2 separate regions of the Homo sapiens genome follow, and region 2 is linked to region 1. The links are chromatin loops, found by intact Hi-C in ENCODE. Cell type or tissue: heart right ventricle. All regions are shown on one strand. Each heading gives the region's core, and the rest is flanking DNA. Links, peaks and the distances in the headings are about the cores only. Region 1 overlaps SMC5 (structural maintenance of chromosomes 5). Region 2 overlaps KLF9-DT (KLF9 divergent transcript).

Region 1 (2,919 bases), core at 182-2,681:
GACCTTGTTCCAAAAAAAAAAAAAAAATTGTTTTTGCCCATCCTACATTCAAATTTTTATTAAATAGTGTCATCTGTCTTCTTTTTTTCAGTAGATAGTCTTGTGGAATAGTCACATCTGTTAATACCCTACTGCTTGCCAAATACCTTAGTCTACAAATGTCCCTGTTACACACTTTTCAGGATACCAGGCTATCAAAGAAGTTGCTTGAGAAGTGTTTATAAATAAAAAGTGAAAGTATCTACCCTAGGAAAATTGTGGAGGACATACTCTTTTCCAAGGTCTGCCAAGGAAGTTGAATAATCCCAGTTATCCTGTGAATCTAGAGGGCTGGATTATTCCTTATTTTGATTGTTCCTTAGGCCAGGCTACAGGTATGCTAATTTAGGTAAGGATTACAGTCTGGCAAGGTTTATATTGAGGTGTTTAAGAGCTTCTTAAGAGTCTTATTGGCTGGGGACAGTGGCTCACACCTGTAATCTCAGCACTTTGGGAAGCCAAGGCGGGCAGATCACCTGAGGTCAGGAGTTCGAGACCAGCCTGGCCAACATGGTGAAACCCTGTCTGTACTAAAAATACAAAAAGTTAGCTGGGCCTGATGGTGCATGCCTGTAATCCCAGCTACTCTGGAGGCTGGCTGAGGCACGAGAATCTCTTGAATCTGGGTGGTGGAGGTTGCACTGAGCTGAGATCGCACCTCTGTACTCCGGCCTGAGCAGCAGAGTGGGAAAAAAAAAGTTTTATTAATATTGCAAATAAAATAATACATTTGACTGTACACATGTAAGGTTGGAAAACTATACTTCTCAGTATATAGCTTATATGACAATTTGTTTTAATACTTACAGCTCCTGCAAAATCTTCCTTATTCTGAAAAGATGACAGTTTTGTTTGTCTACAATGGCCCTCATATGCTGGAACCAAACACATGGAATTTAAAGGCTTTCCAAAGGCGGCGGCGCCGTATTACATTCACTCAACCTTCTTAATAAAAGTAAAGAGAGGGAACTTGGGAATTTTTTTTGTTAAATTCTGTTTATAAGTATGGCTCAACTGAATAAAAGGAGATTCACTAAAACGAAAAGCAGTTATTTTTGGAAACCTGCTTTTAAATACAAATAGGTTGATAATGGAAACTATAATGACCTTTCCAAAATAGCAGCTGGTAGTAAAAGTTAAGTCTTCTTCAGTCTTGGTTGAACTTGAGTTCTTGGCACTCTGACCATGAGTCATTCAGTTCTCATGTTAAAATGTACTTAATATTACAAATCAAAGGTACAGTGGAAGAAGGGTTAATCACAAGAAGTTACTTATATGGTAGCCCTGAGCTTTAATTGCAGAGTAACTTTAATTACTTTTAGAGCCTAAAGATGACTCTAGAGCCTAAGTCCTAGTTTCTCCCAATGTTATATTTAATTTTAAAAAATTGATATGAAAATGTCTAATGTATAGTAATAATTTATGACAGATCTAGTCATTTCTTCCTATTAAAAAAGATTACCTTATCTCCAGTAGGAAATGGAATTTTATGGGCCTTTAAAAGAAAGTTTTATGAAACTTGATGCTATAATTTTATTGGTATTTCAAGGGGAAAAAAGCACTGGGGTTCAAAAATGGTAGCAGAACTGCTTTGAAATGCTGCAAGGTGGCCACTAGATGATGCAAAATACAACCAAAAGATTGACTGAGAATAAAATTAGGTGACAAGGGTTTTTAAAGAATAACCTTTTAAAGTGTGGGGGCAGGGGTTGCTTTTTTTTATTTTATTTAAAGTCAATTATATTTTACATCTTACATTTCTAAAAGCATTTTATAATTATTTTTAGTAAGATTTTTCTTAAAATTTCATATACTGGTTTCTACAATTTATATTTGAAATTTCTCAGTGTTATGTAAAGAGTGATGGAAAAGCATTGATTTCTTTAAAACCGTAATGTTTTTAGAACTTAAGCCTATAGGGCCTTTCTTACAATGTTGATGTACCCATTATCTTAGAAAATCTAGTTTAAACTGTTTTCTTTCACCGCAAAAGAATTAAATGGGAAAATCATTTGTTTATCTCTAAGTTATACTAATTAGTAGAACCAAACAAATTATCTTCTTTTAAAAAATAAATCTTATAGGAAAATAGACAGTCCAAAGTCATGTCTTTGAACAGTGGATTGGATCTGTGCCAGTAATGACAAAATTATTTTTTTGACTTGCTTGCCTGAATAAATTGAAGAATTGCTTTCAGTTTGGGTTTTGTATATTCTTAAGTAGCCATTGAAATTTATATTCTTAACTAGGTCAAAAAATAATGAGCCATAAGTTTATGTCCTCTCACTTAGACATTTTCTCTTTAAAAAGGTATTTTCTTCTTTATAAACATTTTAAAAGAGCCTTCCCTTCTTAAACTAACTCCAGTGCATGAAGTGTGAAAATATTTTAAAATGACATTTTTACTAATATGAGCAAGTCATGTAAACATTGAAGAACTTGGTAACATATTAGTAAATGGATATTACCAAATGTTTTCATCGTTAATTACTTTGCGTTCCACCAAAATATCTTTACTAAAATGTGCTTGGTGTAGTTTGTTTATTGTCTAAATTAGTACCAGTCATCTTATTTCTGCAAAATGAGTATCAATGTGAAAAAGACACGTGAAGATTAAGCATGTTTGAAAATAAAATGGTCAATTACATTTCAATTTACATAGGCCAACAACTGTTCCATACTTTGTTTGTAAACATTTAATTTCTCTACTGGACAAAATTAATATTTGGCTTTACATTGAATTTTGAGCTGTGAAGAATAAATTATGTATCATTTTAGCATATTAAACAGTAGTAAGTCTAGCACATAGTCTCAGCCACTTAAAACAAAAGTTTTTTTGTTTGTTTGTTTGTTTGTTTTTTTGAGATGGAGTCTCACTCT
Region 2 (2,919 bases), core at 233-2,732, 160 kb after region 1:
ACAATGTAACTAATTTTTTTTGTTTTCTTTTTATTTTTTTGAGACGGAGTTTTGCTCTTGTCACCCAGGCTGGAGTGAAATGGTGTGATCTTGGCTCACTGCAACCTCTGCTTCCTGGGTTCAAGCGATTCTCCTGCCTTAGCCTCCGAGTAGCTGGGATTACAGGCATCTGCCACCATGCCCACCAATTTTTGTATTTTTAGTAGAGACAGGGTTGGCCAGGCTGGTCTCAAACTTCTGACTTCAGGTGATCCACCTGCCTTGGCCTCCCAAAGTGATGGGGTTATAGGCGTAAGCCACTGGATTCTGCCCCAATGATACAATATAACTACTAAATTGCTTTATTCTACAATACAGACACAACAGTCCCAGAATAACAATATCAATACTATAGCCAACAATATAATTGCCAAATATAGCTTTTTTGTCCAGTCCTATATTTAAAGTAATAGGAAATAGTTTATCTCTGTGTGGTTATGCCATCAACTAGACATATAATTAGGTTTATTTGCTTTATTTTGCTACTTTTAGGTTTGTTGTTTAAAAAAAATTTTTTTAAATAAAATATAAAGGTGGATTTTGCTACTTTTAGGTTTGTTGTTTAAAAAAATTTTTTTAAAAATAAAATATAGAGGTGGAGTCTTGCTATGTTTCTCAGGTCGGCCTTGAACTCCTGGCCTCAAGCAGTCTTCCAACATCAGCCTCCCAAAGGGCTGGGTGGGATTATAGGCCTGAGCCACCACACTGGCCCGAAGTGTTTTCATAGTGTTGTTTTCCCTGTTTCTCTGCTCACTGTTCTGCTTTACCTTTTGGTTTTCCCCTAGGATGAATGGATTTATTTATTTATTTATTTATATCCAGTATGATTCATTCTTGCCAAAGGGTACCGAGAAATAAGTATTGACCATGCTGGGTAGCCATGCACTCTGGGGAACAGAGTGGAGCCAGCAGTGGTGGTTGAGGTAAGACAGAAGTAGCTGAAGTCAGGCTGTAATTATTTAATCTCTGCAACCTTCCAGAAGGAAGAATATCCCTGTGTAAGCCTGTGAGATCTGTTAAAAGTACATGAAATCAGCTCCGGAAATGGCAAACTATCAGCTACAGTTCTGTGTCGTGTGACCATGTAATGTGCAGATTCTCATCACACTAGAAGATCAAAACAAAAATTGAGCTCTGGGCAACATAGAGCAGGAGCCACAGTGTTTCAGGTTAATAGAAATATTCTTGCCTTCCAGGGAATGACATTTTGGGCTATCAGATGCAATTGGCAGCCCATGGCTATTTTCACTGAAACTTTTTGGAAAAGTTTTTTGTTGAATTTTTATTGGAGAATATGTATGACTTAAAATGTGCAAACATTTAAATAGTGGCAGATTTCACATTTTAAAAAGTCCAGATTTCTGGGGTCTCTTGAAAAATCGAGCTTGGTGACACTGGGGCCACTGTGCGGCCTGGTAACAGTCAGCTGCAGGTGCTGCCCCCTTCAGGTGGAGTGTGTGCTCTCCTGCTAAGCACAGTTTTCACCTGTTTCACATATTTATTTGTGCTACCTGCCTATCAGATTGATGAAGCCTAGTGTAGGGCACCAGATTTCTCTAGTATAGGGCATTTGTATTTCTTACCTCTAACAGCCTTTCCTTCTCCTAAACATTTCAGTCATGTGGTTCCTACTCTATTCAAATATAATCTCGGAGGACTTGCAAGTCCAGGCTGCTAGGGCCTCCCCATATTTCCTCAGGTCTTTGTGTTATTTGAGGGTTGGGGCTGGGTGTAGTGGCTCACACCTGTAATCCCAGCACTTTGTGAGGCCAAGGCAGGAGAATTGCTTGAGCCCAGGAATTTGAGACCAGCCTGCAACATAGTGAGCCCTTTTCTCTATTAAAAATAAAAAATTAGCTGGGCATGTTGGCATGTGCCTGTGGTCCCATCTACTTGGGAGGTTGAGGCAGGAAGGTTGCTTGAGCCCAGGAGGTCCAAGCTGCAGTGAGCCATAATTGTGCCACTGCATTCCAGCCTGGGTGACAGAGCGAGACTCTGTCTCAAAAAACAAATAATTTGGAAGTTTGGCAGTATAATTCAACTAAAATTATGGTCAGAAGTTCTTCAAAACCCTGCTGCCTTGGTGGCAGGAATATGGCCTTAGTGTTCTTGGACCTCTGTGGCCATGAAAGATGGCTGAATAGGAATGGCAGAGTGTACCACATAGCCAAAATTAATTTTTATGATTCCGAATGCAGACCACACCCTGTTATTTATAACATCCACAGAAATGATTCCCCAAGAACTAAGTCTAATTAAGAATTCCTGCTCATTAGCTAGTGAGAAAATAGATTGGGATGAGTCCCAGACCCCCATCCATGCCTGCAGTCAGAGGCAGGCACAGGAGAGAGAGGACAGCTCTGGTGGTCTCTGTCAGGATGAGGAGAAAGAGCCCCAACAGCAGGTACAAATAGGTCATTCAATCAAAAAGACTCATTTTTGCAGGGGAAACTCTTAGAAGACTTCTTGTTCAATGGTGTGGGCAGAGGAAGGTTCGGAAGAATCGGTAAGGAGTGAAAGGCCCAGATACGATAGATAATTGTTGGAGTAAGTAGAATATATGCAGCCACAGCTGGAATTTTCCATAAAGTGGGCACATGCATGATGCGAACCAAGGGTTGGGAAGGATGACTCAAGGGATACCCACCACTGCCAAAGGTTTTTGAAATTCACTTCCCATCTGTGCTTCCCAGCCTTCCTGATAGCCCATCTTGAGAGAGTCGTTTCTTTGTAATCAGGCACTATCCCTAAGCATATTTCTTTTTACATAAATATTTTGGGAGCAGGTTTTAAAAAGCTTTTTAGAAGACATTTAGTCTGTGCCAGGTTCTTTCTTATGCATGAATTCATGCCCAAGGTCACATACCCAGTAAGTGGTCA

Evidence for each region. A loop is a pair of places that touch in the nucleus more often than their neighbours do. Peaks named below come from ENCODE experiments on the same cell type or tissue, not always from the same donor. Only the 100,000 strongest peaks of a DNase experiment are listed, where the experiment ranks them.
Region 2: a loop joins it to region 1, with 8 times the contacts of the local background. A loop is called at or near these places in 26 of 110 quality-filtered maps.

The regions. Positions count from the first base shown.
Region 1 is chr9:70,351,343-70,354,261 of GRCh38, forward strand. It overlaps SMC5 (structural maintenance of chromosomes 5), which reads left to right. Exons shown (of 25, transcript NM_015110.4): 25 at 849-2,919. The coding sequence ends at 989. Among named protein-coding and RNA genes, the nearest start is that of KLF9-DT, 61 kb to the right of the region's middle. In heart right ventricle, for the core only: a CTCF peak has its summit at 1,649 (motif pointing right); no DNase peak of the experiment used is centred there; H3K27ac peaks cover 542 bases.
Region 2 is chr9:70,508,878-70,511,796 of GRCh38, forward strand. All of the region lies in intron 3 of KLF9-DT (KLF9 divergent transcript), which reads left to right. Among named protein-coding and RNA genes, the nearest start is that of KLF9, 96 kb to the left of the region's middle. In heart right ventricle, for the core only: CTCF peaks have their summits at 1,488 (motif pointing left) and 1,693; no DNase peak of the experiment used is centred there.